Regions from separate parts of the Homo sapiens genome. Here regions 2, 3, 4, 5 and 6 are each linked to region 1. The links are chromatin contacts, found by Hi-C or POLR2A ChIA-PET in ENCODE. All regions are on one chromosome and are shown on one strand. The core of a region is the stretch at or near the end of the contact, and the rest is flanking DNA. Distances in the headings are between cores, read along the strand shown. Region 1 holds the start of EIF4B (eukaryotic translation initiation factor 4B). Region 2 holds the start of COX14 (cytochrome c oxidase assembly factor COX14). Region 3 holds the start of LARP4 (La ribonucleoprotein 4). Region 4 holds the start of TMT1A (thiol methyltransferase 1A). Region 5 holds the start of RACGAP1 (Rac GTPase activating protein 1). Region 6 holds the start of DIP2B (disco interacting protein 2 homolog B).

What was found. Hi-C counts contacts between places; a loop is a spot of excess contacts on that map. ChIA-PET counts read pairs that join two places held with the same protein, here RNA polymerase II (POLR2A). Pooled maps may share reads with other maps.
Region 2: a loop to region 1 is called in a pooled map, with 17 times the contacts of the local background. The contact joins the promoter of COX14 here to the promoter of EIF4B in region 1. A Hi-C loop is called at or near these places in 8 of 50 pooled maps. POLR2A ChIA-PET finds 5 or more read pairs at or near these places in 2 of 52 experiments (CD4-positive, alpha-beta T cell and activated naive CD4-positive, alpha-beta T cell).
Region 3: a map of B cell shows a loop between it and region 1 (19-fold over the local background). The contact joins the promoter of LARP4 here to the promoter of EIF4B in region 1. A Hi-C loop is called at or near these places in 2 of 168 maps with a recorded cell type or tissue (B cell and CD8-positive, alpha-beta T cell) and 9 of 50 pooled maps.
Region 4: a loop to region 1 is called in a pooled map, with 11 times the contacts of the local background. The contact joins the promoter of TMT1A here to the promoter of EIF4B in region 1. A Hi-C loop is called at or near these places in 1 of 168 maps with a recorded cell type or tissue (heart right ventricle) and 5 of 50 pooled maps. POLR2A ChIA-PET finds 5 or more read pairs at or near these places in 1 of 52 experiments (activated CD4-positive, alpha-beta T cell).
Region 5: a loop to region 1 is called in a map of CD4-positive, alpha-beta T cell, with 13 times the contacts of the local background. The contact joins the promoter of RACGAP1 here to the promoter of EIF4B in region 1. A Hi-C loop is called at or near these places in 1 of 168 maps with a recorded cell type or tissue (CD4-positive, alpha-beta T cell), 2 of 37 single-sample maps with no recorded cell type and 5 of 50 pooled maps.
Region 6: a loop to region 1 is called in a map of CD4-positive, alpha-beta memory T cell, with 11 times the contacts of the local background. The contact joins the promoter of DIP2B here to the promoter of EIF4B in region 1. A Hi-C loop is called at or near these places in 1 of 168 maps with a recorded cell type or tissue (CD4-positive, alpha-beta memory T cell) and 5 of 50 pooled maps. POLR2A ChIA-PET finds 5 or more read pairs at or near these places in 1 of 52 experiments (K562).

Annotation. Positions count from the first base shown.
Region 1 is chr12:53,004,860-53,009,191 of GRCh38, reverse strand. EIF4B (eukaryotic translation initiation factor 4B) reads right to left here and starts at 2,736. Exons shown (of 15, transcript NM_001417.7): 1 at 2,696-2,736. The coding sequence starts at 2,708. RefSeq lists enhancers at 1,878-2,621, 2,622-3,365.
Region 2 is chr12:50,109,379-50,113,798 of GRCh38, reverse strand. COX14 (cytochrome c oxidase assembly factor COX14) reads right to left here and starts at 1,563. Exons shown (of 2, transcript NM_032901.4): 1 at 1,498-1,563. It overlaps GPD1 (glycerol-3-phosphate dehydrogenase 1), which reads right to left. Exons shown (of 8, transcript NM_005276.4): 8 at 2,486-4,376. The coding sequence ends at 4,280. RefSeq lists enhancers at 1,234-1,283, 1,294-1,533, 1,754-2,013, 2,074-2,123.
Region 3 is chr12:50,398,215-50,402,622 of GRCh38, reverse strand. It overlaps LARP4 (La ribonucleoprotein 4), which reads right to left and starts at 1,738. Exons shown (of 16, transcript NM_052879.5): 1 at 1,595-1,738. The coding sequence starts at 1,612.
Region 4 is chr12:50,923,351-50,928,048 of GRCh38, reverse strand. It overlaps TMT1A (thiol methyltransferase 1A), which reads right to left and starts at 3,034. Exons shown (of 2, transcript NM_014033.4): 1 at 2,513-3,034. The coding sequence starts at 3,010. RefSeq lists enhancers at 2,154-2,697, 3,711-3,920.
Region 5 is chr12:50,023,433-50,027,633 of GRCh38, reverse strand. RACGAP1 (Rac GTPase activating protein 1) reads left to right here and starts at 2,140. Exons shown (of 17, transcript NM_001319999.2): 1 at 2,140-2,236. RefSeq lists enhancers at 34-328, 2,188-2,277.
Region 6 is chr12:50,502,650-50,507,311 of GRCh38, reverse strand. It overlaps DIP2B (disco interacting protein 2 homolog B), which reads right to left and starts at 2,327. Exons shown (of 38, transcript NM_173602.3): 1 at 2,072-2,327. The coding sequence starts at 2,171. RefSeq lists a silencer at 1,915-2,024.

The DNA.
Region 1 (4,332 bases), core at 1,487-3,986:
CTCTAGGTAAGGGGACAGCAGATAAATAATGACCACTTTCCAGATAAAGAAACTGAGATTCAAGCGGTAACTGGCTTATTACTGGCAAGTCTACTAAAGTAGTCACAATGAAAATTTAAGAAAAATGAAAAACTTCGTATTTTTAAGATTTTTTTTTGAAATGGAGTCTTGCTCTTTTGCCCAGGCTGGAGTGCAATGGCACAATCTCGGTTCACTGCAATCTCCCCCTCCCAGATTGAAGCGATTCTCCTGCCTCAGCCTCCGGAGTAGCTGGGATTACAAGCACGCGACACCACGCCCAGCTAATTTTTGTATTTTTAGTAGAGACAGAGTTTCACCATGTTGGTCAGGTTGGTCTCCAACTCCTGACCTAGTGATCCGCCCGCCTCGACCTCCCGAAGTGCTGGGATTACAGGCGTGAGCCACCGCGCCCGGCCTTTAAGAATTCTTTTTAAGAAGCAAAGCAAGGAATTAAGTGTACTGGCTCAATGTATCAAGTTTCTAGGAATTCAAACTATCCTCATTCTATAGTTAGTTCTGAGACCTACCTTAGTTCTTGAAGGTCAATAATGGATCACACTGGAAACTGGTATTGCTGCAAAGAATTTTTTGGTCTCATTTAACAGTAAAAGAGGCGTATGAAGTTGTTTTATGTATTTTCACACAGAACACATAACATCCATTTCCCACATCAGGGAATACTGGTTACTTCACAAAGCCAGTGTGACTGGAAAGAGGAGCGGGGAAACAATCCGATAAACCCCAGATTCCTCAAGAACAGACTGAAAGATGTGACTTGTGCTCAGATACCAGTACCAGCTAAAAAGATTTACTGAAGTGAATTAAAGGAGATGAGGGTTTTCAAGGGGGTAGAGTAAATATGGAAGAACAAGAGAATGGGACGTCAGAGTAAATCCCTTTTATCAGTCTGGATTTCCCTCAACTCGGTAAAACGAAGGACATGAATTGCTGTCCTATGTTCCGCCTCTAAAAATTACACAAAAGTTAAGAAAACACAGATTTTCTTCACTAAATTACGATACTAAACTGTTAAGGTGGCAAATCCAGACCAAGTAAGTACTTTAAGCAATGGTTAGTTTAAAATATATTTAGGACTTTTACTAGCCCACTGGAGAAAAAAATATGAACATTTTTGTAAACTTCAGATGCTTTCGGGCAGCGTCCTAAACTGATGATGACACCTTGATACTTTTAAGTTGCTAAGGAGTCTCAAAGATTATGACCTTGCTCTGCCAGCTGAGAGCAGTGTGGCCTTAAATAATATTCCTTAGCTGAGAAATACCACTAGCTCTCTGCAGTACCTCAGGATGGAAGGAGACAACATGCACAAAAGTGCTTGGTCAACTGTCAAGCGTTACACCAATGAAAGATGTTCAAATGCACCTCAAATTTCTCAACATTTTCCAAAGCCAACCAAAACCCTTAGCTTCTTTGTAATAGAGACGATGAATTACTAGGTAAGAAATGAGCACCCAGAGATAGAAGTTCAAATAATGTTTTGAAGAATGCAAGGTCATGCCAGAGAAAACAAACTATATTCCTCAAACTAAAATCAATGCTACAAGATGTTGGGTCATCACTGCTTTTATAAGCCCATTAGAAATGTAATTAGACTTGCAAGGCACTGATACTCCCCTCCAAGGTTGTCTAAAGAAGTAAGCAACTCCAGCCATTAGTAAGCACTATTTTAAAAGTACCTGCTGGTAGTTGCACAGTTACCTTAAAAAAAAAAAAAAAAAAAAAAAAAAAAGGCTGAAATCTACCATTGGAGCTATCCAAATTCAACCAACATGGAAGCGCCGGAAGCGAAACCTGATCCTGGCATATAGCTGCGCTGAGTAAAAAATGCCTCCAATTGAGTATGAGAAAAAAGCCTAGAAGGAAATCTAGGTGCACACCGGTGCTTCTCCAACACGTGGGCGCACCTAACTGGATTCCCCACCCCCATCTAACGCCAATAGCACCAACCTCCAAGGCTAACACACACACCCTTAGAAGAATACAGGCACAGGGCCCACACTCTAGAAAGGGAAGAGACAACCTAAAAGGACATAAGTGCGCAACACAGGCGCGTTAAAAAGCTTCCCATCTGGGTTCTAGCGCACGCATTGAAGGCGCGCCCGTCTCTACTACCCTCGTGTCTCCTACCGCGCACGCGCACCGCTGCCTTCCCCCGCCCCTCCACCAACTCGCGCTCGCGTTCCAACTGCTCCCCCCCACCACACTTACTCCCCTACCCCCCACTCCGGTCCGCTACAGCCTCGCGCCTTGGAGACGTAGTCTAATGTGCACTCGTCCGCGCAGCAACCGCCTCCTTCCTTCCTCCACGCCTTCACGCGGGCACGGTGATTCACGTCTACGAAAAGGCCTCGCACCACCCGCACACCTTTCTGCGCCTCCTTCCCCAATTCAAGCCAGAGTCTACCATTACTGCCTATTCCAATCTCGCGCAGAAAGGGTGAAAAGAGTGTGAGGGGGAGGGGAAGGTGTCCTTCCCCTCCCCCCCAAACATCCAGAGGCAGTAACCTAACAGGGCCACGCCGCCAGCCTGCCGCAGCCCTCAATTCAGAAAGGAACCAGTGCCAGCAATTCCCCGACTTCAGGAAATCAGTGGATCACGCTCGGAGGGGGGTTTCAGAGCCCAGTCCTTGGCCGCGCTCGGCTGCTCGCTCACCTGAGGCCGCCATGTTGGGAGAGGGAAAGAGAACGCAAAAGACCCGGATGAGGCAATCACGTGATTATAGCGGGCGCGTCGAGCTAGGAGACGCGAAGCTGGGAGGGGGCGGGGAGGTGAGGACGGAGACAGGAGGCGGGGCGGCGCTGCTCTAGGTTCGTAAAGCTGCGCGGCGAGGTGGCACGCCGTCCGACGGGAAGACATGCGCGACATGTGGCCAAAGGGGCGGGGCCTGGGTTGTCGCGAAACCCCTCACGCTTTACGTAGGGCTACACGCGAGCGCGGGGCTGGAGCTGAGTCCTGGCCGGCCTCCTGACGCACAGACTTCCTGCCGGAAGAGTGGCGGGAAGGGCGGGGCTTCGCTGCTGCTTCTGCTTACTCTGCACGGAGCCGGTGATGGGTGTGGCGAAATGGATGTGCTGAAAGGGAAGATTCTGAGTTTAATGTACTTTTTTGAGACGGAGTTTCGCTCCTGTTGTCCGGGCTGGAGTGCAATGGCGTGCGCGACCTCGGCTCATTGCAACCCCCGCCTCTCGGGTTCAGGCGATTCACCTGCCTCAGCCTCTGGAGTAGCTGGGATTACAGGCGCCCACCACCATTCGCTGCTAGTTTTTTGTATTTTTAGTAGAAACGGGATATTTCACCATATTGGCCATGCTGGTCTTGAACTCCTGGTCTCAGGCTATCCACCCGCCTCGGCCTCCCAAAGTGCTGGATTATAGGCGTGAGCCACCGCGCCCGGCCTAGTTTTTAAAAGCCACATCAGAAATCACTGATTTTATTTTTATTTATTTTTATTTTTTGAGACGGGGTCTCGCCCTGTCTCCCAAGCTGGAGTGCAGTGGCGCGATCTCGGCTCACTGCAGCCTCAACCTCCGGGGCTCAAGCAGTTCTTCCACCTCAGCCTCCTGAGTAGCTGGGACCACAGGCGAGTGCCTCCAGGACCAGCTAATTAAAAAAAAGTCTTTGTGTGGAGACAGAGTGGCGGGCTTGGGGGGGGCGGTGTGTCTCCCTGTGTCGCCTGGGCTGGTCTCGAACTCCTGGACTCAAGCATTCCTCCCTCCGAGGCCTCCCACAGTGCCGGGATTACAGGCATCAACCACTGTTTGTTTTCAAATTACTTTTTGTAAAGGCAAAACAAATCGAACGTCTTGTGTAAGAATGGTTTTAATGAGGCATATTTAGACGGAATAAGAAGGTAACAAATGCTGAACACTTAATTGTCATGGGCTTTTACCTCATTTAATGGTCCAATTTGCTGACTAGGTTTAGTCCAACTTAGGCCTTTAGGATTTCTGAGACTAGGGCTATTCATGCTTCCCCTAGCTGATGTTCCATTTCATTCATTAAATGAAAATTTTTGTTTCCCACCGTGTGCCAGGCACAGACACTTGCGGGTACAACATGGAATAGAACTGTCCCAAAAGAGGTTATATTCTAGTGGGGGAAGGACAGATAATAAGCAACTAATAAAATATTACAACAAGTATTCTGTGAGTAATTAAAACAAGGTGGTGTAATAAGTTATTAGGTGCAACTTTAGATTGCCTGTCAGAGTAGACCTCTGAGGAAGTGACATTCAGACAGAGGTCTAAATTACAAGCTGCCATCCCTGGGAATGTCTTCTGAAGAGGTTT
Region 2 (4,420 bases), core at 314-2,813, 2.9 Mb after region 1:
TAGCCAGGCATGGTGGCACATGCCTGTAATCCCAGCTACTCAGGAGGCTGAGACAGGAGAATCATTTGAACCCGGGAGGCGGAGGTTGCAGTGAGCCGAGATCGCGCCACTGTACTCCAGCCTGGGCGACAGGGCGAGACTCCGTCTCAAAAAAATAAATAAAATAACAAACAAATAAATAAATAAATAAAATAACGGCCGGGTACAGTGGCTCACGCCTGTAATCCCAGCACTTTGGGAGGCCGAGGCGGGTGGATCACGAGGTCAGGATATCGAGACCATCCTGGCTAACACAGTGAAACCCCATCTCTACTAAAAACACAAAAAATTAGCCGGGCGTGGTGGCGGGCACCTGTAGTCCCAGCTACTCTGGAGGCTGAGGCAGGAGAATGGCATGAACCCGGAAGGCGGAGCTTGTAGTGAGCCGAGATCCCGCCACGGGACCCCAGCCTGGGCGACAGAGCAAGACTCCGTCTCAAAAAAAAAAAAAAAAAATTGCGTAAACGTATGGGTAGAAGTGCGATTTTGTTACATGCATACACTGCATAGTGGTCAACTCAGGGCTTTTAAGGTATCCATCATCTTTTATCTACTTTTTGTTTGGCACTTAGAGAGTAGTACATCGGCCGGGTACGGTGGCTCACGCCGGTAATCCCAACACTTTGGGAGGCCGAGGCGGGAGGATGGCTTGAGCTCAGGAGTTGGAGACCAGGTTGGGCAACATAGGGAGACCTTTTCTCTATTTAAAAACAACAACAACAACAACAAAAAAAAAACCTTTTTTTAAAAATTACCCGGGCGTGGTGGCGCACACCTGCAGCCTGAGCGACAAAGCAAGACCCTGTCTCAAAATAACATAACATAACATAACATAACATAACATAACATAACGTACATCATGCTACGGAGGCCGCTAAAAAGAACATGGCTTCTGTCATACAGGAGCTTATGGTCTCATGGAGAGGCACTGTGAGAGTTCAGAGACAACAGCTCAAAGACAGGGTGGGGGCTTGAGAAAACTTAGCAGAAAGGTGTAGGGGTGGGAATCGGGGTGGGAGTGGAACTGTCTTTTTAGAAGGATGGCCTGGAGAAGAGGAGCAGTGAGAGCATTCCAGGAAGTGAAAGCGGTCAAGAGGTGGAGCTGGATAGCCGATATGCACGAAGGGTGCCCCGGAGAGCCACTTATCAGGACGCAGAGGTCTATAGAGCAAGGAAGAGGCAGAGTTGGAGCGTGGAGGGTCGAGACGCCAGGCAGGAGTCGAGGTTTGACAGGATTAGCGCTGAGCTCTAGCAAGACTGACCTACTGCTGCGAGGAGCTTGGGCTTGGGCAGGAAGCAGTGCAGCTCGCGGTCCGCAACGCAACAGAAGCGGGTGAATTCAAGGGCACCAGGCCTGCAGACTAGGGGATGGGAGGACGCGGCAAGCGGAGACTGGCCCAGGTGGGCGCGCAGGCAGTGGGACTGGCAGCCCCTGCTCGGCCCTAGCCGGCAGCGTACCTGGATGCTGCAGCTCCTTCGCATCCAACCGAGGCCTCCTCAGGCAGGCAGGGTCTCGAGGCCACTGTCTACGCAACTTCCCAGCACAGCCGAACGCAGCACTCGGAACCAGACACGTGAGGGTAGCGTCCCTGGACAACCCTGAACGCCTCAGCTATTGGTGCAGAAAGCAACTTTCTCCCTCCCACCTGCCGGGTTAGCCTCTAGGATTCGGCTTGCCGCGCTATAAAGGGAACTGCGCATCAGACGCGGCACAACTCCGCCCACTAAGGCGGGAGTCCGCGCAGGCCGTCACTCTGGCTGGAGGCCGGCTTTGAACTTCCGGCTTCCGGGCCCGTTATCCTTACTACGCATCCTCAGACGCGCCGTGCTCTCGGAGAGGCCCGCTGAATTCTGGGGGCTGTGGTTTCTCTCCCTCGAGGGAGGGTCTTTGGCGAGCCAAGCTCTGGAACCGGAAGTTTTAGGATGCTAAATCAGAGTCAGCCAATCCTCAGCCTACGGTGCGGTGACGTCGCCAGTAGCTGGGTAGATTTTCGCAGCCGGCCTTCTGGAGGTGGATCGCGCGCCCCCTAGAGCCCGGCTGTGGGCCTAGTCCAGGTAGGGGCCCGAGGGGCACCGCGATGCCTGGACCGCTAAGGATGCGGCAGCTTGGCCCGTGACCAAGGAATGGGCACAAGGGATGAGAGTCTAACGTTTCCGTCCCGTGTGTGATCTCTATTCTTGCAGGAGGCATGATAAAGCCCCTAAGAAGGGCCGGCAAGGCCGGGGCCAGCTTGCGGCGAGGGCGGGAGGGGGCGCTGGCGGGAGGGGAGAGAGAGGGATGGGGACTGAGTGGGCACCGCCGCTGACCCCTGGAGTAGCTGCGATTATGGAGGAGGGATTTCTTTTTTCATTTTTCCTACGGTAAGAGGGAAAACATACGTGCAATGATACGCGCCAGCACACGCACTGCCACATGCACTGAAGCTCCCTCTCCCAACTCTTCTTGTTTCTGGAAAAAACACGCTTTATTGGGTAGACAAATAGGCCTGATGGGAAGGCCTGAGTCACAGTGCACTGGGGAGTGAACAAAAGTAGGCAAAGTGCTTGAAGCTTCCCCTTTGCCCCCACCTTAACCTCCTGGGGAGGCAGCTCTGGACACTCAGTACCCAGACCTGGGCTCAGCAAGGCCTGGGGTGACTGTGCCCCTCACTCCTGCTGCCTGATCTGGGCAGCCCCACCCTTCACTGGTAAGACAGAATTCTCAAGGGATAGGCGCAGAGAGGAGCCCGCCTCCCTGGTTCATTGGAGAGTAACAGGGTTTTAGCATAATGCTGGCCAGAGCCAGTGTGCCAGGTGCTGCCACACAGGAAGCTGACAGCCCTGCTGGACGGGCGGGAGCCTCTCGGGCCCTCCGGACTATTTATAGCTGGAGGCCTAGGCTGCTGACCTGTGACATTCCTCTGCTGCCACCCCATCCTGGAGCAAGGCAAGTGCAGAGCACACTCCTCCTCCTCCCCTCCTGTTCTTTCCTCACCCCAGGGAGTAGGGTGGTTTTGATTTTCTTCCTCCTCCTTGAGTTTCCCAGCTCTCGAGTTGCTGGTGTTGTCAGTACCTCACGAGAAGGCCCTCATTCAGCAAAGAGAGCTGCCCTTGGAATATTGGTGCCCACCAACATAGGAATCTGCTCACCCTTCCCTACCGTTCATCAGCCTTTGGGCCACCCTCTGGCCTGCTGGCTTCCAGATGCCAGGCATGGTTAGCTGGTTACCCTGGCCGGTCTGGAGCAGCTGAGGAAGAGGTGCAGAGTTTGGGAGGAAGAAAGGGGTGGAGTCAGGGATGTCCTCTGGGGAGATAGCACAGGAGGGGCCCAGCTGACACCTCCCCCAGCTAGAGCTACTGAGAAGGAAGCCTGGGTGAATACAAAGGTCACAGGGAGCTGAGTGATCTGAGCCTGTTATGAAAGGTGTAGCTCTGTCAGCAGATTAAGTTCCTGCTCCCCAAAGAGGGTGCTGGCGGGGAGGGTGAGGGAAGGCTTGGAAAGGTCGCACAGAGTGGGGAGGAGCTGGCAAAGAACTAGGAACCGGGAAGTCCCTGGGGAGAATGTCAAGCCACCGAGCTACAGATGCCAGCATGGCAGCAATTTGGGTGCCAGGGCAGCCTGGGGGAGGGGGAAGGGGGAGAACCAGAGGTTTCTGAGGACACAGATGTTGCTAGGAGAAGCTAAAAGGGGTTTGTTTGAGATCTTTGTATTTTGTTAACAAACACTGAGATCCATCGAAGCTGTGTGGGTCCTGGCAGAGGTCAGCAAAGGGGTCCTTGGGGCCTGCATCAGCTCAGAAGCCCAGACCCCTCCCTGACAATCCTTGCCTCATCGCTCCTGTGGCTAAGATACTTCTTCAGCCCTTTAACAGGATTACTGGTGTATGTGAGACAGCCACTAGCAGCCCCTGCCCTACCGGCCTCTCCCCCAACCCTTCTCCACATACATCACCCCCGCCACCAAGCAGGCAGCACTGGGGCTTGATTCCACCCCTCCCAGAGGATATGGAGAAAGCCCCACATCTGGAGAGGGACAGGGCAACTGCATTTCTGGCAAATGTGGTGGCATGAGGCTGCCAGTGGCTTGACAGTTCAGGATCTCCAGGTGCGTAGCTGGGCCCCATAGCCTCCTGTCCTCCAGTGAAAAGATGAGAAGACTCTGCTCCCTGGGAGTCCTGGAGATCCTGGTGACTAGGTACCCCAGGCTTCTGCTGGTCTCCACTGGGGTAAAAAAGCGGCCTGGCCTGGGCCCTGGCCCCACTCACATATGTTCTGGATGATTCTGCAGGCAGTGGATGAATTCACCCACTGGCTGGCCCTCGTAGCACACCTTGTACACAGCCATGAACAAGGGAAACCTAGATTGGAGAGGGAAAGGCTCAGCTTAGCCTCCCACTCCTGG
Region 3 (4,408 bases), core at 489-2,988, 2.6 Mb after region 1:
CAATAAATGGAGCTGTTATTAAAACTTACATTTTAATAAAGCCAAAGGAATCAATTTGGAAGTCAAAAGTATATTGTGGAGTTCCTGTCAATATAAACTTCACAATCTTTCTTCTGCCCAGCAAAACACACACTTAAAACCTGTGGTATTTACATAGCATAACATTCCTTAAAAAAACTGGCTGGCACTGGCTTAAAATCTTATCTGATTTCTTATTCTGCCTAAGGAAAACAACAATGAGGACAGAAAACAGTAAACAGAATGAGTTCAGTAATTTTAAGTCTTTTCATGATTTCCCCGGAATGTTCCAATGAATGTTTATTATGAATGTTAGATACACTCTAATGTAGCAGTCTTTTAAAAAACTAATTTAAAGATATCAAGCTTATCGGCGACACAATATCAGTTAGTTTAAAGAGAAAAAAAAACCGTAAAATCATTTATTTACTTTATGCTGGAATATTACGGAGTAAGATTTTCCCACAACCCGGAAAAAAAAATCTGCCATAGGCTGGCCCCGGCTCCTAGATTCATTATACAACCCGTAAATTCCTTCCCTCATTGAAAAGATTCTTCTTATGGGCATAGTTAACAAATGCCAAGTTGCGAAGTTGCAGCTTTGCTGGTTTGACGTTTTCACAATGTAAGAACAATATGATCTGGAATCTACTCAAAGCATTAGCCAGGCAGTCAGCTGACGCTCACTGCACACAAGAGGACAGAATTAAGGGAAATTAAATTTCGTATTTCTGTAAGGCAGGTATCCAACTCTATCTTGAAAACTAAAATAGGCCAACAGCAGACGTTCTAGTTTAAGTAATAAAAGTGTCTCATTGTTCAAATAACATTACAAAAAACGGCTTTTCCCGGAATAAGTTTCCCTCATTCTTGGAATTTTCCTTGTAAAGGGCTTTTAATCGGTTCATAGAACCAACCCTTCATCACGCAGCTGCTGCTTGAGTAACTTTTACAAAAGGTCAAAGCGGTGCCTTTCAAGGCTTCCAAACCCTACTGGCTTCTCCTCGATTCAAAGTAACTCGCTTTCACCCACAGAACGTTCCAGAGACCTAGGGACGGGGCCCGGGCAGAATTTGGTGGAAGTTGCTCAAAAGAACTTTTCAATTTTCTTTTCAAAATACTTACCGCATTTCACCTTTCTCCATCCGTGGCCCCACATGTTGCTCGCCTCCCTCCCAGAGGGGCCCCGCGAGGCCGCGCTCGGCCCCCGGAACGCGCCCACCTGATTACCCTCTCCTCCCTCAGACTCCGCCCCCCAACCCCCCAATGCTGCCTCCTTTAGGAGGTCCATATGGGACACTTTCCCCTTCCTCTGAACCTCACCGCCACACCAGAACAGCCCTCCGTTTTTCTCCTTCAATTCTTCTCCACTACGGGCCTCACCTCCCATAGCTTCCTAGAGTGTTGTGAGCGCGCAGAGGGAAGCTGCAGGCCTGCTCGGCCCAGGTGCTGTGTCAGCCTATCTGCCGGTTCCGCGGCGTGTACGGCCCGGAAAGTCACATGGCGGTGGGACCGGCCGGCGCCTCTACACTCCTGCTCTCCTAAGAGCAGGACGAGACTAGCATAATGCACTCACCTCCACGAAAAGCAACATGTCGTCCTCTGCTCAGCCCAATCGTTCCCGCCGCCGCAACTCCAACTGGCTCACAGGCCCGCGCCCCAATTGCTAGGATAAGGACACACACTCGCCTTGCCCCTCCACCCGGCAGTGGACCCGGCTCCTCCCCTGCCGTCAGCCGCTGCGGCCTGACCCGCCCAGTCCCACCTCCCTTGAAACAACAACTGCTTCCGGGTCTAGGGAAAAATTGTTTCCGGGAGAAAAGAGAGCCCTCGGCGCGCTCAACTTTTGCACTATCTTTTCCAGCAGCAGTGTGGGATGTACTATCATCTGTCGGGGGGAACGATTAGAAGGAGACGCCATTCTGTGGCACGGGGATGTGTAAAAATCGTAATGACACATTTTATCACTTGTCAGATAGCTACACAGCACTGATAATTCCGCAGTTTTCATAGTTCACAATCTAGATTTGATTTTTAAAGCCGACCTTGGCGAAGTGTACTGAACAAACCAACCCTGCCGAAAAGTGGTGGCTCACAGAAGAAAAGTAGACAAGAAAAAAAAAACAAAAAACTATGATACTAGCAAATATGTTAATAGCAGCTAATGTATATTAAATGCTTACATTGTGTTTGGCACTATACTAAGCATTTTATGTTAATTGATCTTAAAACAATTCTATGCAATAAACACTATTATTATCATCCCCATTTTACAGTTGAAGAAGCCCTCTAGGAGGTCGGGTTTCCCTTTAAAGAACTTTGCCCCAGGCTCATTTGAATTAATTACCCATGTCACCGCTTAATATACCAGTAATAACACTTAATCTGGACAGTGTCTTCTTTGACGTTCTGTCATTAATTCAAACGAAATACAATAAAAACAAAATTTTTAAAATTATCTATAATTTTTGTTAGATGGTCCAAATTCCTTATTGTCTTTAGCAATATGTAGTAGGATAGATCGCTCCCACTTGTATGTCCTAGTTCAAACACTCATCTTTTGAAATAATCATGTCTTGGCTGGGAAGGGTGGCTCACGCCTATAATCCCAGCAATTTGGAAAGCTGAGGCGGGCGGATCACTTGCGGTCGGGAGTTCAAGACCAGCCTGGCCAACATGGTAAAACCCCATCTCTACTAAAAATACAAAAATTAGCCAAGTGTGGTGGTGCACACCTGTAATCCCAGCTACTCGGGAGGCTGAGGCAGGCGAATCGCTTAAACCCAGGAGGTGGAGTTAATAGTGAGCCAACATCGCGCCACTGCACTCCAGCCTGGGTGACAGAGTGAGACTCTGTCTCAAATATAGTAATAATAATAGTAACGAATAAAAATTGGCCGGACACCGTGGCTCACGCCTGTAATTCTAGCACTTTGGGAGGCCGAGGCGGGTGGATTGCCTTAGCTCAGGAGTTCAAGACCAGCCTGGGCAACATGGTGAAATGCCATCTCTAGTAAAATACAAAAAATTAGCCAGGCATGGCAGTGTGTGCCTGTAGTCCCAGCTACGTGGGAGGCTGAGGCAGGAGAATTGCTAGAACCTGGGAGGCAGAGGTTGCAGTGAGCCAAGATCACGCCACTGCACTCAAGCCTGGGTGACAGAGTGTGACTCTGTCTCTAAAAAATAATAATAATAAATAAAAATGAAATAATCATGTCTTGATCTTTTCCAATGGATTTTTCCATTCTATTATTTAAAAAATCTTCCCAAAGTGAAGGTTTCATTTTCACCAAACCACTGTTACTTGATTTCAAGACTTTGCCATTCTGATCTCATGAAATCCTCCTTGCTTTGCCGCAAATGGAATCTCCTCAGATACCAAATTAATTCCACCACCAAATTGCTGATATCTGTTATCTCAGGCCCACCCTAATGTGGTCCTCAGTAAATTCCCGTGAAGTCATCTCAGTGATTAAACCAATCTCCTTACTTTCCCCCTAAGATGCAAACTCATTAGCACTCACCGCCAAAGCCATGGCTCAAGGTGTTGCCCCTACCTGGATTGCCTCCATTTGTCAATCAACCTTCTCTCTCCATAAGGTTTTCTCAAAGATTCTGCTTCTACAGATCTCTTCTTCGTGTCCCTTATTAGCACTTGATTATTATATTCTATCTTAAATCTTTTCTTTTTTGTTTTAGTTTCTTCACAGGAACCCTATCATATATTCTTCAGTTTAGGATAATGTAAGCTGCATAGTGTTTCAACAAATGCTTGTCGAATTGAAAGGGAAGCAGGATTTAAAAATTGACTTTAAGAAGCCTTCATGGCCAGGCGTGGTGGCTCATGGCTGTAATCCCAGCACTTTGGGAGGCCACGAGGTCAGGAGATCGAGACTGTCCTGGCAAACACGGTGAAACTCTTTCTCTACTAAAAATACAAAAAATTAGCCGGGCGTGGTGGTGGGCGCCTGTAGTCCCAGCTACTTGGGAGGCTGAGGCAGGAGAATGGCGTGAACCTGGGAGGCGGAGCTTGCAGTGAGCCTAGATCGTGCCTCTGCACTCCAGCCTGGGTGACAGAGTGAGATTTTGTCTCAAAGAAAAGCCTTCATGTCTAGTTGCTGATTGATGAATTCCATGCTGCATAAAAGATGCAAGTGAGAGAGAAAGAATAATGCAAATTTAGTTTAGTTGACAACTAAACTTTGGGAGGCCGAGGTGAGTGAATCACTTGAGGAGTTTGAGACCAGCCTGGCCAACACAGTGAAACCCTATATCTACCAAAAATATAAAAAATTAGCCAGGTGTAGGCCGAGTGCAGTGGCTCACACCTGTAATCTCAGCACTTTGGGAGGCCAAGGCATGCAGATCACGAGGTCAGGAGATCGAGACC
Region 4 (4,698 bases), core at 1,785-4,284, 2.1 Mb after region 1:
GTTGGACACCAGCCCGGCCAACATGGTGAAACCCCATCCCTACTAAAAATATAAAAGTTAGCCAGGCGTGGTAGCATGTGCCTGTAAACCCAGCTACTCGGGAGGCTGAGGCAAGGAGAGTCACTGAACCTGGGAGGTGGAGGCTGCAGTTAGCCAAGATCATGCCACTGTACACCAGCCTGGGCGACAGAGCAAGACTCTGTTTCAAAAAAAAGGAATATTTGCATTTGCATTAAAGAGAGCCATGTCTACTAGCTGTGTAACTTTGGGCAAATTCCTTAATCTCTCTGAGTCTGTTTCTTTGTCCTAACATGAAGATATGTACTTTAGAGGACTGTTGACAGGGTTAAATGAAAATGTAATAAAGTTCCCTTGTTATATCCAGCAGAGAGTGGGTGCTTGGCAGGAGCTAAGGAAGACTATCACGAATGTGATAACTTTAAGAGTTCAATTGATTTTTGGCACTGGAAAACTGAGATAATAATTACCTGCCTTGCAGCGGTGTTGGGAGATTAGTAACACTGTAAGCAAAACATCTACTAATGTGCCAGTTGGTGCCCAGTCTTAGCATATAAGAACCCAGCATTTGGGTATAAGAATCAGTCCTTTTTTATTTACTACTCTGATATTGAGCCAAGACAGGATTGTATGATTTTCCCTAAACCCTATCTCCAAGTTCTTTTCTTCCTGAGGAACTTCCTCTATTAGAAAATAAAACTGATGGTTGGGCATGGTGGCTCACACCTGTAATCCCAACACTTTGAGAGGCCAAAGTGGGCAGACCACTTGAGCCCAGGAGTTTGAGACCAGCCTGGGCAACATGGCGAAACCTCATCTCTACAAAAATACAAAAACTAGCTGGGTGTGGTGGTGCATGCCTGTAGTCCCAGCTGCTGGGAGGGTGGGGAGGCTGAGACGGAAAGATTGCTTGAGTCCAGCAGGTCAAGGCTGCAGTGAGCTGTGATCATGCCACTGCACTCCAGCCTGGGTGACAGAGGGAAACCCTGTCTCAACAAAAAATGAAAACTGGGGATTACAAAACATGCCTTTCCCCCAGAAGAGTAAATTCAAATGTTAAGATATCCATATCTTCAACTTTGTTCAGAATATAAAACGATTTTAAACTAGCTAAAAATAATAAGGGTAATATGTGAAAACTACATACAGGTATAAAGAATTACAGACTTTACGGAAAGGTTTAAAATGAAAAGTAATTCTTTCCCTGAATCCAATCCCATTCCCCAAAGGCAACCACTGTTAATAGTTACTTGTCTGTCATTCCCATTAACTTATACACATATATGTATCTCCTCTCCCTGCCTCACACAATGGGCATGTGGTGGGCCTACGCTCTACCTAACATTCTGTGGCTTGATTGCTTTTTGTTTTCATTAAACATTATCCCTTGGGGATTTTTAAGTATCAGCACAGATAACTCTTCTTGTTCTTTCTGACAGCTGCACAGTGTTCCTTTATACAATATGACAACTCACTTACATAGCATCCTATTGATAGACATTTCAGTTATTTCCAGTTTGTGCAATTACAAATTCTACTTAATATTCTTGTGTATGGACAAGTTTTTGCATGTGGATAAAAGAGTATGTGTGGTTTAAATTTTGATATTATCAGATACCACCCAAAGAGGGTACCTCTTCTAATGTGTATGGTGGTGTCCAGTCCCCTAAACCCACCCCAACCCTATACTGACCTTAAAAGAAGTCCCTAACAGTATAATAGGTAAAATTAGTATCTCCTTTAATTAACTCTTTAAGTTTGAGCACTTTTGTCCTATAATTGGTTTACATTTCTGTTCCTGTTATTTGCCCATTTTCCCTTTTGTTTTTCTTATTGAAAAATATTGATCTTATTGACATGTAATGTCTTTTAACATGAGGGAAGTTAACCCTTTGTCTATCATCCCTGGCAAATATTTTTTCCAAGCTTGTTTTGTAGTTTAACTTTGTTTTGGGGAGTTTTTTTTTCTTATTCTTTTTTTTCTTTCTTTCTTTTTTTTTTTTTTTTTTTTTTTGAGATGGAGTTTCACTCTGTTGCCTAGGCTGGAGTGCTGTGGTGCAATCTTGGCTCACTTTAACCTCTGCCCCACCAGGTTCAAGCGATTCTCCTGCCTACAGGCACCTGCCACCATGCCTGGCTAATTTTTGTATTTTTAATAGAGATGGGGTTTCACCATATTGGTCAGTCTGGTCTCGAACTCCTGACCTCAAGCGATCTGCCTGCCTTGGCCTCCCAAAATGCTGGGATTACAGACGTGAACCACTGTGCCCGGCCAGGAGGTTTTTTCTTTATAGCAGTTTTAAGTTTTTATATTCAGATTTATCAATCTTTCTCTTTATAGCTTCTCTCCCACGCTAAAATTTTAAAAAATTCTACAGTATTTTCTAGTAGTTTACTTTTTATGTTAAAATGTTTCAGCCACCTGAAATTGACAGGCCTGCCCTCTATGATAATAGCTGCTACTAACTAGTCCTCCTCACACCCTTTCACTCACCGGTCTCAGCACTCTGCACACCTCGCGGAGAATCCGCTCCTGGTTCTTCACAGAGCACAGCACCAGGGTGCAGACCACCACATCCACAGAGCCATCAGCCACCTGGTGCATGTTCTCCCCGGCAGCTACCACAAAGCGCTCAAACTGCAGGTGTCGGTTCTCTGCAATGCTCTTGATCAAAAACTTCTCAAAGTTGGGGTTGGGGTCAATACAGGTCACCCTGCACCCAGGTGGGTAGAACTTGAAGTTGGCCCCCGTGCCACAGCCCACTTCCAGCAGGGAGAGTTTCCCGGAGGGGCCCGCAAACTCCTGCAGGTTACTGAAGAGCTCCCGCTTCTTGCTTGCCATCTGTTCGTTGTATATCACAGTGAACCTCACCAAGAAGTAGGGGAACCATTTTTTGCATATCCAGCTCCACAAGCCCAGAAAGTTCAGCAGGTACAAGGGAAATGTCAGGATGTAAATGGCCAGTCTCAGGATAAAGATGGTAAGCTCCATTGCTCAGAAGGGAAAAAAACAGATCAACAGTTAGAGACCCGACTCCTTTAATTGCAGGAGAGAGGCTTCTGGCCACACTCCAGAGCCAATCAGCTGCAGAGGAGAAAAAGAACTGGCTGTGCTGGAAAGTCAAATCATGGGCAAGAGGCCAATTTTGCCTAATAGATGTTTGGCAGCAGTCGATTCAGCTTAGTTTTCATAAGGCAAAATGAGAAGGTTCCCAGCTTTTCCTCAGAAGGAAAGTGGATTATAATCCTTTATTCCTAATCGATTCCTGTTTCCCCTTCTCTGGGTTTGGAGACAGCTGCTAGCTTCCTGCTAGAGTTTTATAAGCGCAGTGTACTTACACCCCACCGGGCTCTCCAGTGACCTCTAAAAGAAAACAGAATTCGTGGGTGGAGCCTGGTCAAACCACACCAGAAGAGTGCTGCCAAGGCCCCTTTATCATAACACATCCCCCTTACTTCCCCCGCCCAAACCCTGTTTTTTTTTTTTTTTTTTTTTTTTTTAAAAAAAAAAAAAGGAAGTGAAAGGACATGCATGCCCGGCCACAGTCAGCAAGAATTCTCTCTTTTACATTCTGGGCAGAGGCTCTCAGTGTTCACAACTCAACGTTTTTGTAAACCAAAAATAATGTTCTAAGGCCTCTAACCATCTGAATGGACTTTCTCCTTGGCCAGGGCGCTTTTAAAATTTAACTTGAGAGATTGTTTCAGGCCATGAGGGGAAGTGGGGGTCAGATATGCCTCATTATACCTCAAGCCGGCATTCACATCAACGCAGACCTTAAGTACATTTACAATCTATTCTCTCTGAAGCCTGCTACTTGGAGGCTTCATCTGCATAATAAAACTTCAGTCTCCACAACTCTTATTGCAACCCAGACATTTCCTTTCTATTGATCCCAGGTCTTTAGATAAACTCAACCAATTGTCAACCAGAAAAATTTAAAACGTACCTATAACCTGGAAGCTCCCTGCCTCGCGTCGGGTTGTCCTGCCTTTCTGGACTGAACCAATGTATTTCTTAAATGTATTTGATTGAAGCCTCATGTCTCCCTAAAATGTAGAAAACCAAGCTGTACCCTGACCACCTTGGGCACATGTTCTCAGGATTTCCCGAGGGCTGTGTCACAGGACATGGTCACTCATATTTGGCTCAGAATAAATCTCTTTAAATATTTTACAGAATTTGACTCTTTTTGTTGATATTTTAAAATCACTGTTTTGGGCTGTACTTCCCCTTTTAAAACAATTTTTGGCTCAAGGAAGTCAGTTTGTGGGCTGCCCTTCTTTTAAAGGACAAGCCTCAGTCTTCAAAATGTGCCTAACTACTCGATTACTCAGCTAATTTGGATAAAAATATTTCCCAGAATATTCACATTTGGGAGCCAAAGGGATTCAGAAAATAGTTTCAAGCATCCATCCGCTTTTTACAAGAAAGCCCGAATCTGGGCACAGTGGTGGGTGCCCATGGTCTCAGCTACTGAGGAGCTAAGACAGAAGCATACCTTGAGCCCAGGAATTCAAATCCTGTCTGGGCAACATAGTGAGACTCTATCTCTTTAAAAAAAAAAAAAAAAAAAAGAAAGAAGAAAAAGAAAAAGGCCTGAGCTTTAGGGTGGCTAGGGAACACAGAAAAAAATAATTTTTTAAAAATAGTAAACATTTACTTTAAAAAACTGGGTG
Region 5 (4,201 bases), core at 891-3,390, 3.0 Mb after region 1:
GGCTGGTCTCGAACTCCTGACCTCACGATCCACCCGCCTCGGCTTCCCAAAGTGCTGGGATTACAGGCATGAGCCACTGTGCCTGGCCTTGTGTATTTATTAAATATATGCTTGCCTCATTCTTCAGAGGTCACATGATCTTCCTATTGCCAGTAATTTTCCATTCCCTTCTCTCCTGTAAATTCCTATTCACACAAGACCCAGCTCAGATCAGTCTCTGCAGGCTTTTTTAACACTCCCACTCCCCAGATAGGATTAATTGCTTCCTTGTCTGTGCTCCTAAAGTACTTTATACATGTCTTTGTCCTACTACTTATTTCATTTTATTATAGGTATCTAAGCAGGCACAGGCTAATGCAATCAATGAATGCTCCTGACCTTGAAAGGTTGTTAGGAGGATTAAATGGGATAACAAATGCACAGTTCATATTTTCTTTCTTCATCCCTTTCTTAATAATATTAATAATAATCTGTATTGCAGTTTACCAAGTATAAACTTTGATAGTGTACCACACTGTGTCTCAGTCGATCTGGGAATAAACCTGTGAGATAGAGATGGGATTATTATTTCTACATTATACTTGGAGGAAGTGAAGTACAGAAGTATTAAAAAGTGATAATATGGGTGGGTCAGCCGAACGCCTGCTATTGTTCAAGGCCAGGTGGAGTGCTACTGTCTGTAATCCCAGTGCTTTGGGAGGCTCAGGTGGGAGGATCACCTAAGGCCAGGAGTTCAAGACTAGCCTGGACAACATAGTGAGACCCTTCTCTACAAAAGATAAACAAACAAGCAAAAGAATTACCTTGATCATGTGCCTGTAGTCCTAGGTATGAGGGAGGATCCCTTGAGTGTAGGAGTTCATATTTGCAGTGAGCTATAATTGTGCCACTGCACTCCAGCCTGCGTGACAGAGTAAGACCCTGTCTCTAAAATAAAAGTGGAGTCAAATTTTCGGGTTACAAAATTTGTGATGTGATTTTTGGATAAAATACAATTTTATATATTTATGGTGATGTTTTGATGTATGTATACACTGTGGAATGACTAAATCAAGCGAATTAATATATCCATTACCTCACATACTTTATTGAGGTGTGTGGTGAGAGCATTTAAGATCTACTCTTAGCAATTTTCAAATGCATTATACTTTGTTATTAACTACAGTCACTGTGTTGTACAATAGATCTAAATTTTCCTCTAACTGAAATTTTATATCTCTTGACCAACATCTCCCTAATCTCCCTCCCCCAAATCTGTGATCTTTCTTTTCTTTTTTTTTTTTTAAATTAAGGACCAATGTGACAGTAAGTGATCTTTCCTTTAAACCACAGCGCTTCTTGTATGCTCCAGCCAGTATTTTTCCAAATTGCGGGTAGCCATGCGTTGTTGAGTAGTGAGTTCTGGGTACTTTGCATGTAGTAAGGATGAGCAGAGTTTTCATTACCCGGTTGCAACGTAAAATGTATTTCTCACTGTGGGTCCAGAGTTTTTAAAAAGCATGAAAGCTCCTGTGCTAGCACAATGCCAAGTTCTAAATAACGTTTATTAAATGGAATTATAGTATTTTATTTTCATTTTGTATTTATTTTTGTTTTCTAGAGCTATCGCCTCCATTCGTAGCTACTGGACAGTAGAGACCATACCATCTTTATTTTTCCGATTCCCAGTGGAGTGCTTGTGATGATGTGGGCTCATTCAATGTGTGTCAAATAAAAGTCTGAATGGATACATCAATGGAAGGGATAATATAGCTCAGTGAATGTGCTTGAAACTAACTGCTGTTCTAACTCCTGGTATTCTTCTGATTCTACTGTGAGAGCTGACATTGTTCAGTTAATCGTTTCCAAGGGCCCTAGTCCCGCAGACAGTGAGACCAAGAATAATTCGCATTCAGGAAGTACCACTTGCCCTTAGTCAATATGGCATCCTGAATGACTTCCGGAAAGGGCACCGCAAAAAAAAACAAAAAAAACCGAAAAACCGTTGACATTAGTCAAAATGGCCACCTTTGGCTTCGCTTTGTCAGAATGCGCATGCTCATTCCCGTTCCCGTCACCTCCGCGTGGCCCTGACGCGTACGTCACACCGTAGAGGGACGGCGCGGGAGGAATAAATTTCTCTGTGATTGGTTGGTGAAGGTTTTCAAACCGGAGCTGTGGGCGCGGCGCTGCTCTGCCGTTGGGTGAGGCGCGGAGCGAAGTGAAGGGTGGCCCAGGTGGGGCCAGGCTGACTGAAGTGAGTAGTGGGGGTGCCAGACCAGGTGCGTCTGCCGCTGGATTGTGATAGGAAGCAGAGTGTTCGTGTGGTGAGCCGTGGCCGCCGCGGGGGTCCGGGACAGCGGGACAGCGGGACAGGCTGGCAGCCACAGCCTCTCCACTCGGGCTTTTCTGGGGTGGGGGTCGTGGCAGGTCGAATGGACGCGGCCTGGGAGGGTCGGGGGCTTCTGTCTTGGCGCCGGGTTTTGTGGAAAGCCGGGGGCGTCTTTTTGAGGTGGTGGCTGGACCAGGGCAGGAGTCATCCTAAACAAGAGTCTCTCAGTCAGATACGAGTTTAAGAGTGGTTGGAGTGACACCCCATCGTTTTCGAAGGGAAGAGCCCTGGTGTTTGAGAGGCCCGGGCGGCCTGCAGTGGAGCCCCTCTACTTCGTGGGTCTCGTATGTCTAGGGAGGCAAGGCAAGGCAATGACATCTTGTCCTTCTCATCCTGATTCTTACCCTCAGTAACAACGAGGCCTTACTTGTACACTTTCACGTACATTTCTCTTCACAGGATTTCATCCGTAGGCCGAGAGGTGTGTGTCGGAAAGTGGGGGTAGGTGGGTAGATAAGCCCTTTTTTTTTTTAAGAAAGCATTATCTTTCTAATGTGTCGGGTAAATAAGCTTTCCGAGTTATTGTAGGTGTTTAGAGAAGGCGCCTTTCCTGTAGCTTAATCATTCAATAAGTATTTATCTTTTGGAGGGGACTTAAAAAAATTTTTGTATATTTAGGGGGTACAAGTGCAGATTTCTTACATGCATATATCGCGTCGTGGTGAGGTCTGGTCTCTTAGTGTCCCCATCACTCAAATAGTGAACATTGTACCCAATACGTAGTTTTTCAACCCTCAGCCCCCTCCACCTTCCCATCTTTTGTATTCTCCAGTGTGTATTATTCCACTCTGTATGTCTGTGTACCCATTGATTAGCTTTCACTTATAAGTGAGAACATGCGGTATTTGACATTCTGAGTTATTTCACTGAGGATAATGGCCTCCAGTTCTATCCATGTTGCTGCAAAAGACGTGATTTCATTCTTTTTTATGGCTGAGTAGTATTCTGTGGTGTATGTCTGTCTATATATTACATTTTCTTTATCCAATCCTTCGTTGATGAACACTTAGGTTGATACCGTATCTTTGCTACTGTAAATTCTGCTGTGATAAATATATCAATGCAGGGGTCTTTTTGATATACTGATTTCTTTTTTTTTTTTGAGACGGAGTCTCGCTGTGTCGCCCAGGCTGGAGTGCAGTGGCGCGATCTCGGCTCACTGCAAGCTCCGCCTCCCGGATTCACGCCATTCTCCTGCCTCAGCCTCCCGAGTAGCTGGGACTATAGGGGCCCGTCACCACGCCCGGCTAATTTTTTGTATTTTTAGTAGAGACGGGGTTTCACCGTTTTAGCCAGGATGGTCTTGATCTACTGACCTCCTGATCTGCCCACCTCGGCCTCCCAAAGTGCTGGGATTACAGGCATGAGCCACCACGCCCGGCCGATATACTGATTTCTTACCCTTATACCCATTAGTGGGATTGCTGGATTGAATGGTAGTTCCATTTTTAGTTCTTTGAGAAGTCTCCATACTGTTTTCCATAAAGGTTGTACTAGTTTACTTTTTTTTTCTTTTTCTTTTTCTTTTTTGAGAAGGAGTCTTGCTCTGTGGTCCAGGCTGAAGTGCAGTGGTGCGATCTTGGCTCACTGCAAACTCTGCCTCCCGGGTTCAAATGATTCTTCTGCCTCAGCCTCCGGAGTAGCTGGAATTACAGGTGTGCACCACCATGCCTGGCTAATTTTTTATTTTTAATAGAGATACGGTTTCACCATGTTGGCCAGGCTGGTCTTGAACTTCTGGCCTCAAGTGATCAGACTGCCTTGGCCTCTCAAAATGATGGGATTAGAGGCGTCAGCCACCATGCCTGGCCTGTTTACTTTCATTCAATA
Region 6 (4,662 bases), core at 1,078-3,577, 2.5 Mb after region 1:
ACTGCAGGCCCAAGTTTTTCAATTGTATTTTTTCCAGTCATCCATTGCTAAAACAAATGAAATACAAGAAGTGTAGTATATCTATAAGAAACAAATTCAAACCAAGTCAGATGCCAACCAAAATAATCCTTCATTGGAAAGCAAACCATGCACTTGTCCTTAAAATGTTTAAGCCTTGGCATTCACAATTTGTAGAAGTTTCACACCTTTCTGAAGGAGAGAGAGGTGAGCTAATCAGTGTGGGTCCTAGAAATAGTTCCTCAGAATGTTTCTAGACATTCTAGAGATGTCTAGAAACACCCAGAGATGTAAACAACAATCAGCTGGAAGCAGATATACCCAGAATAAGGAGCTTCCAGGATTTCCCTCTCCGTGTGAAAGCAATCAACTCCTATTTTTAATCTCCCTCTGACGCAAGCATCCAGGCAAACCTCTCTCTAATCAAAGCTAGATGATTTGTTACTTTCAAATAGCAGTTTTAAAAGTCAGATTTTAATGCAAGTCAACACAGATTTAATGTCAATGCTTTAGTCTAGGAGAAGAATGAGTTATCTTGAGAGACAGAATTGATGGTAATGCAAAAAGCTCCTCGATTTTCGAAGCGGGGGGAACTTAAGGTATAACTGGGCAGACAAACCCAGAGGATTCCTATCTTCTTAAACACTTCACAGAAACAAACTAATCTAATACCAGTGATTCCCGGGACTGGCCGAAGAATAACTTGAAAATTGGATTAATTGAAAAATAACATGTTGATAGTTAAGTACAGGTAAAAACAGCACTTTCCTACACATTGGGTTATTAAAAGGGTTATTAAAAATAATTATTTCCTTCAGTGCCCAACAGGATTTATAACATTCAACTCTATTTTTGGTTTTTCATTGTAAAGGATTCTCAGAGGGGAGGGAACCATAATGCCTTAATAAGTAAACAATAAGTAATGTTTAATAAGCTCCTGGGAGTTGGTCACATTCTTCTTTTCCAATCAAGAGTTTTTGATCCACTTGAAAAATGCTAGTGAAGAGGGCCTTCCACAAGGAACTCAGTAAGAATATGCAACTCTGGAGACACAATCAAAGTACTGGTATCAAGCTTGGAGAAAATGCTGCTTTTGTCTCAGGGGCAGCCAGTGATAAAAACAGGAACTTTACACAGAACTGATCACAACTGCCCCAGAAGCCTGATCACATGCCCACAACGGAGCACTGTGTTTCTCTCATTGTTGTACAAGGAGTTCTCTAATAACAGTGGCTTGATTTATCCCATTTTTTTTTTTTAATTCTGAAAATAAATCGAACCCTCCCTGTCCCAATCCATTGTCAAAAGAAAGAATGCCAGCCAGGATTTGCAAGTAAACGGTAGCCTCCTCTCCTTCCTTCATCAAAGACTCCAAAAGGTGACCAGATGCGGAAAATTCGGCCCGAATAACAGGCACCAGGAAAAAAAAAAACTTCTTATGACAAAGGTGGTCTAAAAGCAGCACCGTGTGTCTCTCTGGGTTAATGCCATTGCTTCTTATCTTCCTAGGACCCTAAATGGCTCACCCGCTTGTGTCTCACTCCTGTCACTGGGGAGGCATCGCGCATTGTTAAAGGAAAGAGAAGAAATGATGCTGCGGATTTCCCATGTGTCTCTTTTTGAAAGGGGGAAGGGGGGGCTGGAACAAGGCGTGGAGCCCTCCACGAAAAGGGGAGAGGAAAGGAGAAAGCTGTCAGCCACCCTCCTCGCAGCCCTACCCCTCACCCCACCTGGGCCAGACGCCTGGGCAGAAGCGGGAGGGCGCAGCTTTGTCTCGGGTTTTGGGGGGCAGGAAGCGCAGAAGCAGTGTGGGCCCGGGAGGACCTTTCCACAAGCCCTTACTTAGTCCCCTCCATGGGAAAACAATGAAAGCCACAGGAAACCACTTAATGGGGTGGGAGAGGAGGGAAAACGGTCGTGGAGCGCCAGGCCAGGTTCTCTACACCCTCGTCCCCCTCGCCGCACGGCCGCCAGAGCGCGCGGCGGGGACCTGTCTCCCAAGTCGCCGCGATCCGCAGGGCCCCGGGCGCCCTCTCCCCGGCCCGGCTCCTACCCTCCGAGAGCTCCAGCTCCAGCTCCGCCAGCTGCGCCCGCACTTCAGGCGGCAGCGCCGCCACCGCGGCCGGCGACGGCTCCAGGCCTCGTTCCGCCATCCCAGCTCCGCCAGCCACACTCCGGAAGACAAGAGAGGGGGCCGAAGGAGGGACGGACAGACACGGGCCCACACCCGGCTACAGGATCCGGCTCCGGCCGCCGAGCACCACCAGCACCGCCGCCGCCGCCGCCGCCGCCATGAGCAAAGGTCACGTGAGCGCGACGGCCCCCGCCCCCCGGCCAGGAGGACGCACCGCCTCTCCAGCCCAGTCAGGCTGAAGACGCATATGCTTACGGCGCCCTCTACTGGGAAGCTACCAGAACGACGGGCCCAAGCCCACCACTCGAATTTCCCTGCGCGAAATGGGCTCATGGTATGGACTGTCGGCTTTACCACAGTAGTGTGGACACATAGCATTTACCTTTCACTCTCGAGCAAGTTTTTAGGGGTCCCAGGCCTTACTTTTTCCAATACTAGACTTAGCAATGTATGTCTATCGTGTCCTTTACTCCATTTTCCCTGATTAATACCTGCCCATTTATAAAAACCTAATCACAGGCCACCTCCTTCGCTGTGGCTCCTGGTCCTATCTGCCAGGAGCTCTGTTTCCGTTTCAGTTTTAGCTTTTAAAAAGACAGGCGCGGTGGCTCTCGCCTGTAATCCTAGCACTTTGGGAGGCTGAGGCTGGTGGATCACCTGAGGTTAAGAGTACCAGGCTAGCCGACCGGGCGCGGTGGCTCACGCCTGTAATCCCAGCACTTTGGGAGGCCGAGACGGGTGGATCACGAAGTCAGGAGATCGAGACCATCCTGGCTGACACGGTGAAACCCCGTCTCTACTAAAAGTACAAAAAATTAGCCGGGCGTGGTGGCGGGCGCCTGTAGTCCCAGCTACTCGGGAGGCTGAGGCAGGAGAATGGCGTGAACCCGGGAGGCGGAGCTTGCAGTGAGCCAAGATCACGCCACTGCACTCCAGCCTGAGCGTGAGCGCGAGACTCCGACTCAAAAAAAAAAAAAAAAGAGTACTAGGCCAGCCTGGCCAACATGGTGAAACCCCGTCTCCAATAAAAATACAAAAATTAGCCGGGCGTGGTGGCGGATGCCTGTACTCCTAGCTACTCAAGAGGCTGAGGCAGGAGAATCACTTGAACCCAGGAGGCAGAGGTTACAGTAAGCTGAGATCGCGTCATTGCACTCCAGCCCGGGCAAGAGAGCAAACACTCCGTCTAAAGAAAAGAAAAAGACAATAGAGAGCAGGTCCACTTCTTTCTTTCTATACTTCTAACTACTTACAAGGAGGGAACTTACTTTAACTCATCCTCCTCACTCTGTGGCCTAATAGGTGTTCCAAAAACATTAATTTTAATTTAATATGAAGAGGGTCCAAGGCTAGGTGCAGTGGCTCACACCTATGATCCCAGCACTTTGGGAGGCCAAGGTGGGCGGATCACCTGAGGTCAAGAGTTCGAGACCAGCCTGGCCAACATGGCGAAACCCCGTCTCTACTAAAAACACAAAAATTAGCCGGGAGTAGTGGCACATGCCTGTAATCCCAGCTACCTGGGGGAGCTGAGGTAGGAACGTCGCTTGAACCCGGGAGGCCAAGGTTACAGTGAGCTGAGAACATGGCGGCTGCGCTCCAGCCTGGGCAACGCAGTGAAACTGTTTCAAAAAAAAAAAAAAAAGTCAAGGCCGGGCGTGGTCGCTCACATCTGTAATCCCAGCACTTTGGGAGGCCGAGGCAGGCAGATCACCTGAGGTCAGGAGTTGGAGATCAGCCTGACCAGTATGGTGAAACCCCGCGTCTACTAAAAATACAAAAATTAGCTGGGCATGGTGGCATGTGCCTGTAATCCCAGCTACTCGGGAGGCTGAGACAGGAGAATCGCTTGAACCCGGGAAGTGGAGGTTGCGGTAAGCCCAGATTGCACCACTGCATTCCAGCCTGGGCAACAAGAGCGAAACTCCGTCTCAAAAAAAAAAAAAAAAAAAAAGGAAAAACTGGATGAAGCATACACAGGAATTATCTGTACTATCTTTGCAACTTTTCAGTAAATTTAAAACCATTCTAAAGTAAAACATTTATTTAAAATTATAGAAGCTTAGAACAAACTTGAGAGATCCTCCTACCTCAGCCTCTCAAAGTGCTGGGATTACAGGCATAAGCCACCTCATCCAGCCTTTACTGCATTCTTCCACCAAATTATTCTACCTTTTTGCTAGATTATTCCTTATATTCTCTTTATTTCTAATTGTTTATTCTTTACCTTAATCTTTTTGTCTAGATATTATTGTTGTACCAGCCTTTTTAATTACTACTTGCTGACTTTTTTTAGTCTTTTATTTTCAACTTTTGTCTGTGACTCTGGTTGTAACAAATTAATTAAATCCATTTAAGTTCATTTAATATAATTACTGATATATTAGGACTTATTTCTTCATTCTTGTTAAATGTTTTCTGTTTATCAATCTCTGTCTTTGCTTTCTTCCCCCCCTTTTTCTCCTATTGTTGAATTAGTAAAGTGTTAGATAGTACTTCTTTGTTCTTCT